2 separate regions of the Homo sapiens genome follow, and region 1 is linked to region 2. The links are chromatin loops, found by intact Hi-C in ENCODE. Cell type or tissue: endothelial cell of umbilical vein. All regions are shown on one strand. Each heading gives the region's core, and the rest is flanking DNA. Links, peaks and the distances in the headings are about the cores only. Region 1 overlaps LOC105376434 (a long non-coding RNA gene). Region 2 overlaps FAM107B (family with sequence similarity 107 member B).

Region 1 (5,379 bases), core at 144-5,143, 610 kb after region 2:
GCAACTTGGAAGGCGCATTGTGAAGCCATGCTCCTGAGCTGCAGTTGTGGTGCAGAGGACTGAACATTTGAATTAATGTATTGAATTAGTTTGCTTTGGCATTCAATCTTTACTTTGCTGGGGTGGGAGGGGATGGCAATAATGGAGAACATGTGGTCAGAGGGAGAGTTGTGGTCAGCACTTCTCTCTCCCTCCTGTAGCTTTAGCCTCTTTGCTCGCAGAAGTTTCTGCCCCCTCCCCTAACCCTGGGCTTGGGAGTAAAGCAGGGATAGGGTCAGAGGGTGGGAGGGTGCCTGGAGTTATCAGCACTGCTTTGTCCAAAGAAATCCTCCAAAATGCTCTCACTGTCTCTCATGACCCTTTTTAAAGTGGACTAAGCATTGTGGGGCCGGTTTCCAGGCATTCTCTTTGTAAATTCCGCACACTGACACCCTGTTACACCGGTATCCAATTCTGGAGAAGGGCTCTCCCTTTCTGATCCATTCAAAGGATTCTTAAGACTAACCTTCTGAGACAGGATCTCACTCTGTCACCCAGGCTGGAGTGCAGTGGTGCGATCTCAGCTCACTGCAGCCTCCACCTCCCAGGCTGAAGCGATCCTCCCACCTTAGCCTCCTGAGTTGCTGGGACTGCAGCTGTGGGTCACCACACCCAAGTCATTTTTGCATTTTTTTTTTTGGAGATAGGGTTTCCCTGTATTGCCCAGGCTGGTCTTAAACTCATGAGCTCAAGTGATCTGCCCACCTTGGCCTCCCAAAGTGCTGGGATTACAGGCATGAGCTGCCATGCAAGTGTCCCCCACCTTTTTTTTGGTTTTGTTTCTGAGACAGAGTCTCAGTCTGTCACTTAGGCGGGAGCGCAGTGGCATGAACACAACTCACTGCAGGCTTGACCTCCTGGGCTCAAGTGATCCTCCTACCTCAGCCTCCTGAGTAACTGGGACTACAGGCATGTGTCACCATGCCCAGCTAATTTTTTTTTTTTTTTTTTTTTTTGGTAGAGGCGGAGTCTCCCCATATTGCTCAGGCTGGTCTCAAGATCCTGAGCTCAAGCAATCCACCCATCTTGGCCTCCCAAAGTTCTGGGATTACAGGCAAGAGTCACCGAGCCCGGCCAAGGCTAACTTATTCTTTTTTTTTTTTCTGAGACGAAGTCTTGCTCCATGGCACAGGCTGGAGTGCAGTGGCGGGATCTCGGCTCACTGCAACCTCCATCTCCCAGGTTCAAGTGATTCTCCTGCCTCAGCCTCCCAAGTAGCTGGGATTACAGGGGTGTGCCACCACACCTGGCTAATTTTTGTATTTTTAGTAGAGACAGGGTTTCACCATGTTGCCCAGGCTGGCCTCGAACTCCTGACCTCAGGTGATCCGTCCACCTTGGTCTCCCTAAATGCTGGGATTACAGGTGTGAGCCACTGTGCCCAGCCCAGACTAACTTATTCTTAAGACAGTGAAGGCTGAAGTTTGTAGTTCAGTCTGCACTGGACCTCCCTCAGGTCTCTGAACTCTTTGCCACATGTGGCTGAAACATTATTTAGCAAGAGGCATCCCCCACTCTGTGTTGTGTGGCCTCTTCAGCAAAGAGGTGCCTGACAGTCCCCTCTGAATAATGACATAGTTTTCTCTAACAACCAGAATTTGTCTTTCAAAGATGTTTATGCTAATCTCAGCTGTAAGATCTCAGACAGTCCTAAGAGAAAGGCATGTTGAATCCATCCATTACCTATCCCCACAATCTTCTAGGGTTCCAGGGCTTTCATCCTGAGTGAAACCTACACTGCTTGTTCCCTTTTTTCATTATTTAGTGTGAGTGAAGCCAAAACTCAGTCATTCTCCGAGGTGGAGAAATTTCATACAGATTTTGATGTCTGATATTCTATCTGCTTGCACTGTTAAATTTCTCAAATATGTATATTTGTTTTCTCAGCAAAATCGTAAATTTATTGGGGAAATGAGGAATCATAGTTCATCTTTCCATGGGAAGGAGCCAGCTGCCCTGGGATCTCAGCAGCTTCACTGGTGAAGAGGGTGGGAACACTGTCCCCCTGAGCAGAGGCTGCGGCTACAAGGCTTGTTGGTGACAAGGACAAGGATAAGTCAAGACTTCCATAAACTTGAAGCAAGGAGGTGAACAGGAAGCTCCTGGTGAATTTCCTATTCACATCTTCAAAACTTTTATTGGCCAAGTGCAGTGGCTCACACCTTTAATCCTAGCACTTTGGGAGACTGAGGCAGGAAGATCTTTTGAGGCCAGAAGTTCTACAGCAGCCTGGGCAACCATGTGAAGCTCCATCTCTACGAAAAATAAAAATAAAATAAAAATTAGCCGACTGGTATGGCATGCATCTGTGGTCTCAGATACTTGGGGGGTTGATGCAGGAGGATTACCTGAGCCCAGGAGTTTGAGGGTGCAGTGAGCTGTGATCACTCCCCTGCCCTCCAGCCTGGGTGACAGAGCCAGACCCTGTCTCAGAAAAGAAAAACCAAACTTTTTTATTGGGGCTTGATATTACTTGGAATAAAGAAGCCACAACAATATCATCACTCTGTTATTATCTAGACTATCAGCATACTAGCGATATGAATCATAACAAAACTATAATACGATTTTATCTATAGAGTCACACATTGAAACAATTGGGAGTAACCTTATCAAAGGAAACAGATAACTGATAATGATCACACTTGTGAATAATTTCACAAAGAATGTGGTGACTTCATTCACCAAGGATTTCTGGAATCCTGAATTCCAGGTCAGTGGTAAAGCCTCAGAGGACAGAGGGAGGAAAAGGATTGAGTCATACCAAGGCATTTTTTAATTATTCCAAAGGTCATTCTCAAGTTAAAAAAATCACAACATCATTGTTATTATGATGGTATTCCTGAAAATCAAGAGATTCTAATTCACACAAGATATTCCATCATTTGACAGCTGTCACCAAGGGTAAAATTTTTTTTTAAATTATTCAGTTGAAATAATTAAAGTTTGGTTGAAAAAGTCAAGATGTTATATGGGGGTCAGTTCAGCCCTATATTTTCTAAGTACGTCAATCTGAAGTTTCAGGCACAAAGAATAGACATCCAAAGAAATTCAACTTGCAGCCAGGTGTGGTGGCTCACACCTGTCATTCCAGCAATTTGGGAGGCTGAGGTGGGAGGTTGCTTGAGGCCAGGATTTTGAGACCAGCCTGGGCAACATATCCATTGATGCTGTCTTATCCCGGTGATGATCTGAGGGGAGCTAGCTGCAGTATTATAGAAAAATGACATCTTTAAAAAATGACTATCTTTCATATGAGATCCTCAAAAATGCTCTATGGCCAAGAATTGTCTCTGTTCTCTATTGCTACTTGTCTGAAGATGTGCCTCTTCAGCTTTTACCCTTTAATCCAGAAAAGGCAAACCTCATCCCTGAGAAAGACCTTATATTCCTTTTCACTTACTCAAGAAAAAGAAGAAAATTTTTCTGTCCTCTGTCCAGGAAAAATGTAACTGATCTTCAATGCAATTTGAGCTTTTCTCTGTTTCCAAGTAGATATTTTTTATTTGCCATCATTATGCCCCATTTATGGGTCTCATCATCTCAAATGTGAAATTTCCCACTGCTGGGCATCTGATCTCATTTTAACCTTCTCTCTTACCTTCTCTGGCCTTTGAAGAGTGACTAATGTACTAGGACTCCAAAATAACCAACCTCGGAGAGTAGCTATCAAGTTATTTTTCTGAGGCTCGCAGGATCATTTAACATTACTATTACTGTGTTTCTGGAAGACATTTATAATTATGTTATACTGTTTATAAAATGGTTAGCATTCTGGGAAACAAAGCTTTTAGCTTTCCATAATGAAAGCAGCTCTATTGAATAAGCATTGCAAAGTGGCAGAGAGCACCGTTCATAAATGAAGTTACTCTGCTTCTTTATTTGTCTGTGAAATGACAGAAGAAATAACCTCACCAGTTGACTGTAAGGACCACAGGACACGTTTAGAGCCCTTCTGGAAATGTGGGAGGTACTAAGTGTTAGCCGTGGTTCCCAGCCCTGGAATTCATCTCTCTAAGGCAGCTGTGTGGGGTAGAGAGAATACTGCACTTCTGAACACAGCATGTGAGTTTCAGTGCAAATCCTGGGTCTTCGCCACTGTTTTGGTAAGAATTTATTTCAGTGTCTTTGAATGCAAGTGTGGATTAACATCACCTGCCTTAGCTATACAGCAGGGTAGCTGTGAGAATCATAACACAATAATGTAATATGAGGCCGGGCGTGGTGGCTCACGTGGTGGCTTACGCTGGGGCTGTAATCCCAGCACTTTGGGAGGCCGAGGCTGGCAGATCACCTGGGGCCAGGAGATTGAGACCAGCCCGGCCAACGTGGTGAAACTCTGTCTCTACTAAAAATACAAAAATTAGCCAGGCATGGTGGCACACGCCTGTAGTCTCAGCTACTTGGGAGGCTGAGGCAGGAGAATCACTTGAACGTGGGAGGTTGCAGTGAGCCGAGATTGTGCCACTGCCCACCAGCCTGGGTGACAGAGCAAGACTGTGTCTCAACAAAAAAGGAATGTATTATGAAAGTGGTGTGTAAAATGAAACTCTTTAGGGAGTTATTATTATACTTTGTCTTTTACAGTTGGTTCCCTGGTTTTGAACCTGCCTTGGCAAAAACTATAACAGGAAATGATGACAGTGAAAGAGATCTGATCCAACCAACCCCCATTTTGCTTTTAGCTTCCAAGCTGCCCATAGTTATTCCTGGGTTTGGGCCAAGCTAACTTTGGGAGAGACTTAGTTTACAGTTTCAATGATAACAGCCCTTTCCCCAAACTAAAGCACCTTTGTAAAGCTAATGAAAGACAATCAGGTTAGGAGACTGATAGGAAGCTGAGTTCTGCTAGGGTGTAGACAGAAATGGTTACCAGCCATTGTTCCGGAGGCCACAAGATGTACAACTTCCCCAATCACTCCTGCAAATAGCATCGTATCATAGAATTTAAGATTGCCCTTTTGAGATGCCTTTTTCAGGTTTTTGCATTTCTGATGACTGACCAATGGCTTCACCTGGACCCACCAACCAGTCCTGGGGCCACACCCAGAAGCAGACTCAGTGCTCACAATGACCATTCCCCACACCCCTATGATTGCACCCCCAACCAATCAGCAGCACCCGTTCCCTTGATTGCCAAACTATCCTTGAAAAATCCTAGCCTCCAAATTTTCAGGGAGGCTGATATGAATAATGATAAAACCCTGGTTTCCCATTCAGCCAGCTCTATGTGGGTAAAACTCTTCCTCCATTACAATTCCCCTGCCTTGATAAATTGGCTGCATCTGGGCAGCAGGCAAGAAGAACCCACTGAGAGGTTACAGTTTCATTCCTCAGGTC
Region 2 (5,379 bases), core at 193-5,192:
TCCTCTCTTCCTCTTCCCTCTCTCACCAGTCCCTGCCACCAAGCCTTTAGGTGAAGCCACGGACCCTGGGGGGCGCCAGGAAAAGCAAGTACAGTCTCTCGAGCACTCCAGCCAATTACAGAGGTGCAATTACAGATGCTGCATGTGCAGCTGCCCTGAGGTTTACAGAATTAGCTTATCAATGACAAAACAGACGGCCATCTAAAACACACACTGGGAGAAAAGAGCTCTGAAAAGTGTGGCGCAGAACGTTCTTTGGAATTCAAATAACAAGTACACAAAGAGAGGCAGCCAAGCTCCGCCCATGAGACAGGTAAACCATGGACTCACCACAGAACCTTGTGTGGTCAAATCTTTGGTCAGGATCTTCACTCATACACATAACAAATACTTCTCTGCAACCAAGTACTCGTGAGTAGGGTGACCATATTAATTGTCGACCACAGCAGTCATTGCTGAGTAAGGAGGAAGCCTCTGTTACTAATTACACCTGGACCAGGCTCGTCCCAAACCAAACAGGAAATGCACTCTCCCTGCATACAAGGCACCCTCAGGGGGTTCTCCTGCCACTAACTGCTGACCCTGGATCCCTCTTGCTTGGGCGTGCAGGGGTGCTCCCAGCCAGCAATCAGCTCCTGCATAAACAGGAACCCAGCAAGCAACAAAATACCTGGGCAAGGGCACTGAGTCCGCATCACTGTCAACTCCTGGTTACTGGTGACCTCCTGACCCGAATTCCTCATGTGCTAGTTCAATTCCTGACCTTCAGCCTCACTCTCACTTCTACAACTCACATCCTCCTTATCCTCCTCCATCCCAGGCCACTGAAAACCCACCTTCTCTTCAGAACACTGCTTTGCTTTTAAGAATCCTACCTGTAGCAAAGAACGTCTCTGTGGTAGATTTAAAAATAAAAGAAAAAAATATATGAGATGAGAATCCTGCCTGCCCATAGACTTGAAGCCTCTGCTCACCTTGGCCATGGCTATGGACTGAATATTTTTTCCTCCTCCACCATAAATTCATATTATTTAAGCCCTAATCCCAACGTGATGATATTTGGAAGTGGGGCTTAGGGGAAGTAATTAAGTCATAGAAGTGGAGCCCTCATGAATGGGATTAGTGCCCTTAGAAAAAGAGACACCAGGCAGATGATCTCCCTCTCCACCATGTGGGGATACAGCAAAAAGGTGGCCTTCTACAAAACACGAAGGGAGCCCTCACCAGACACCAAATCTGCCAGCATCTTTGATCTTGGAGTTCCCAACCTCCAGAACTGTGAGAAATAAATGCTGTTTAAGCCACCCCGTCTGTGGTATTTGTTACAGCAGCCCAAATGGATGAAGACAGCCATACCTTTGAGCCCAGGGTCGCTCCTCCACTCTCCAATTAGATCCCAGAGCTCCAGTATGGACCCTCTACCCCCACCAGGTTCCTAACCTGTCTCTGTATTCTACCACTGCTTATCAAACTAGGCTACATTTCAGGTGGAGAAGGCCCAAGAGGATGATATAGGTGAAACATTCACCCCAATCCTGGGACAAACTCTCTCTCATTGAGTCCTATGAGAATGGAATAGTCTCGCCCATCAGGTGAGAGTGTAAACAATCACGTATGACATCACATCACAACACCACCTTGGGGGAGCAGACACTAACCTCTGTTCACACCTGTGTACAGGCACTGTGCCAGGTGCTTTTCCTGCCTGATAATAGTCACACTGCAGAGATGAGAAAACTTGAACTCACCAAGATAAAAGCACTTACGACATGCCACCTAGGTCTATCTAGCAAAAAGTTCATCGTCCTTCTAATGCGCCAGTGTCGGAACTAATAAATGACAACATACATCTGAAAAAAGCCTGAGGATAATGACAGTGTAAGACACAATGCAGGTACTCATGTATTTATTCTCATGTATTTATGCACAGAAATATATTCTCATATATTTATTTAGAAAGAACTCCCATATTTATCCAATCGCGGGAAGTTGCTTAGCCCTAGAAGTCAAAATGTGGACAACAGACACAGTCGACAAAGATAGTTCTCATACATTTAAATAAATGCCTAGGCTTATTTTCATGGTATGAACAACTATTTTTCATGTTTAATGTTTTTAAGACTTTCCATTAGTATGAATAAGAATTTGTCTTACACAAACATCCAAAAAAAGACAGTTTCTTTAGGATTACATATCTTAAACATTATTTTCTTTTCTGCTATAAAATCGTCACCACAACCCTAGCAACTAGGAAGTTTTGTTTCCTGTCCTTGTTTTTATTCTTTTGTGGTGGCAAGTGCCAGCATGTGGGGTAGGTAGGGTGAGGCAAGGTGGGTGACAGTAAAGGACACTGTGCTCAATTCGAAGCTACGGGAGGAGAGAGCTCTAGTCCTAGATTTGCACCAAGGAGCTTTGAGCTCTCAGTAATTCAGCAACCCTGGGCTGTCATTTCATCTATAAAATCAGAGGGTTAGGTGTTCTCCACAGCCTCCTCCTGCACTCAATCCTATGATAACTGCTGAAAACTCCAGCATGGGACAATTACCAGTGTGACACCCTTGAGAGAAATGGTGGGATGTATATTTAAAAAAGACTATCTAATGACTCACCCATGAGTAAAAAATAATTTACTTCCATTTTAAAATCCATATTAATCGACGTGACGTTAGTAGAGAGAGTGCCTAATGTCTGACAGCGCTTCTGAAGAGGATATAAATAGGCGGTTTTTGAAATTAGTCAGCCATGTGCTCACGTCCACCAAGAAGCACATGCAGGCAACATGCTCCAGGCTGTGCGTGCAAGCTGTTCTGTTTCCAGCACAAATGCAGAAAAGGGGAAAAAAGCAGTCCTGGTAGAGTCAGTCATCACATATTTCAGCTGTAAGTAGGAAACAGGAAGCTCACAAAGAATTGTAATTTAGAAGCATTTAAAACAAAACAAACAAACCTACTCCAGGCACAAATACCAGATAGCTGCAAAGCCAACTGTGGTATTTGATGACAAATTGTTTAAAGTCACCAGTGGGTCAGAGTACAAACCACGCCCACGTGAAAGTCTCCCTGGACGCTACCAGGGTCTACCCATTCTCCCCTCTCTGTAAGCCAGCTTCACACAGGTAAGTGGGTCCCATAAACCCCCGGAGGCACCCACATCTGGCTCTTTGTGGGCAGCGCAAGTAGAGAAAAAGACAGTCAACCAACCGTCCTGAGAAACAGGAGGCTGACACTCAGAAAATCAACATCAAACATCCTCTCCCATGCCACAGGGTGACTTCTCACCTCCACTCCTCCCCACCCATCACCCCACACACGCTGTCTCCCAAAAACACATCTGATCTTTATGAAATCTCAGCTTCAGAGCTCCCCAGGATGTTACTGTTACTGAAGGGGAGTGAAAAGGAGGAAGAAGAGAGAGAAGGAGGGCTCCAAACCCATCCCAAGTTGATTCCTTCATGATGTTTCCAAGAATTTAAAGAATAAGTGGTGAGGCTGGGCGCAGTGACTCACGCCTGTAATCCCAGCACTTTGGGAGGCCAAAGCAGGCAGATCACTTGAGGTCAGGAGTTCGAGACCAGCCTGGTCAACGTGGTGAAACCCCATCCTTACTAAAAATACAAAAATTAGCCGGGTGTGGTGGTGCATGCCGGTGGTCTCAGCTACTTGGGAGGCTGAGGCAGGAGAATCACTTGAGCCCAGGAGGTTGCAGTGAGCCGAGATAACATCACTGCACTACAGCCTAGGTGACACACCGAGACTGTCTCAAAAAAAAAAAAAGAAAAGAAAAAAAAGAGTAAGTGGTGACTTTTTAAAAGAATGGTCAAAGGAATTATTTTTAAAGCTGTAGGTTGGCATAGGACATTTATCAAAAGAAAGAAACTATCAGTTCAAACTTACCTAGACATCTTATAAGAGTCCTGAACCATCTATAATCTGAAAGCTTTTTCAAATACTAGTAAGCCAGGCACAATTACCAATTATTCAAATAACATTTATTATAGCTAGTGATTTCCACTGACTATATCTGCAATAATTAGAGCTGGTAGGTTTTTAAAAATATAGATTTTAAGAGTATATGGAAAGTCCTTGAAAGGCAATGTTTCTGGGCTGTTAGGAATAAGGCATTCCTTTAACACGAAATAATGAATTTTAAACAGTAATAATAATAACAAGGAAGAAATGAATGACTGAATGAATCAGAAGGCAGTACACCATAGGGTGAATAAGAGTACATTCTTGGGGGATGAGGGGCAAGGGGAGGGAAAGCATTAGGACAAATACCAAATGTATGCGGGGCTTAAAACCTAGATGACAGATTGATGGGTGCGCCAAACCACCGTGGCACATGTATACCTATGTAAGAATCCTGCATGTACTGCACATGTAGCCCAGAACATAAAGCAAAATTTAAAAATTTTAAAAATTAAAAAAAAGAAAAGCACATTCTTTGCAGTGAATATATCTCAGTCCTGGGTGATCCTGGGCAAGATATTCAATGTCTCTATGCCTCAACATCCTCCTCAGAAAATAAAACCAATTACAGTCCTAAATCACAGGGTTGTCATGAGGATCCAAAAATGATGCATGTAAGAAGCATTTAACATGTTCAAAAGAAACACTTAACGTACTAATGGTCCTTATTCCAGGATGAGTTTTGGTTCCAACTCTACAAATCATTAGCTGTGTGGTCTTGGGCAAGCAATTTAACACATCTAAGCGTTGGTTTATTCACCAAAAATGAAGAATCTTGATTAGATGACCTCTTCATTTCTATGGCTTCTCCAAGCTCAAGACCTCTCTGACAACAGAAGCAACATTTATGATTTCAAACTCTTCCACGTTTCTAGTTTTCACATCTTTCTTTTAGGACTTATTGGTCACAGCCATGATTTATATGAAATCAAGTGTTTGGTCAACAGCACGACTCCTCAGAATGAGACTGTGACTATGGGAATCCTAGAACCTACTTTATAATGATCCTTTTAACAAATAGGTTTCAAACAACACATTGTGGCAAAAGACAGGCTTGCCCATGATAGTTAGAATCAATATATTTCCATTCTGGTAGCCTTCAAGTATGGAAGTTGTCCCAAAATCAAACTGCGGATGTAGTATGTCACCGTGCAGCCTGGTGCTGATGGAGCATATGTAAATTAAATTCATTCGCTACGATCATGCTTCTTCCAAAGGAACTCTCAATTTCTTCCTAACAGAAACAATTCAAGTATCTACCCTCTCCAAACACTCTTAACAATGAAGTTGAGAGGTGCCATTAAGAGATCCATTTCTCAGCCAGGCGTAGTGGCTCATGCCTGTAATCCCAGCACTTTGGGAGGGTGAGGCAGGCGGATCACCCAAGGTCAGAAATTCGAGACCAGCCTGA

The links. A loop is a pair of places that touch in the nucleus more often than their neighbours do. Peaks named below come from ENCODE experiments on the same cell type or tissue, not always from the same donor. Only the 100,000 strongest peaks of a DNase experiment are listed, where the experiment ranks them.
Region 1: a loop joins it to region 2, with 9 times the contacts of the local background. A loop is called at or near these places in 1 of 110 quality-filtered maps.

The regions. Positions count from the first base shown.
Region 1 is chr10:15,198,166-15,203,544 of GRCh38, forward strand. The region is part of intron 1 of LOC105376434 (a long non-coding RNA gene); the gene reads right to left. Among named protein-coding and RNA genes, the nearest start is that of FAM171A1-AS1, 7.7 kb to the right of the region's middle. RefSeq lists an enhancer at 2,205-3,404. In endothelial cell of umbilical vein, for the core only: no CTCF peak of the experiment used is centred there; DNase peaks (open chromatin) are centred at 2,736 and 3,596; H3K27ac peaks cover 4,262 bases.
Region 2 is chr10:14,585,414-14,590,792 of GRCh38, forward strand. All of the region lies in intron 2 of FAM107B (family with sequence similarity 107 member B), which reads right to left. Among named protein-coding and RNA genes, the nearest start is that of MIR1265, 150 kb to the left of the region's middle. RefSeq lists an enhancer at 2,865-3,064. In endothelial cell of umbilical vein, for the core only: no CTCF peak of the experiment used is centred there; a DNase peak (open chromatin) is centred at 2,838; H3K27ac peaks cover 4,334 bases.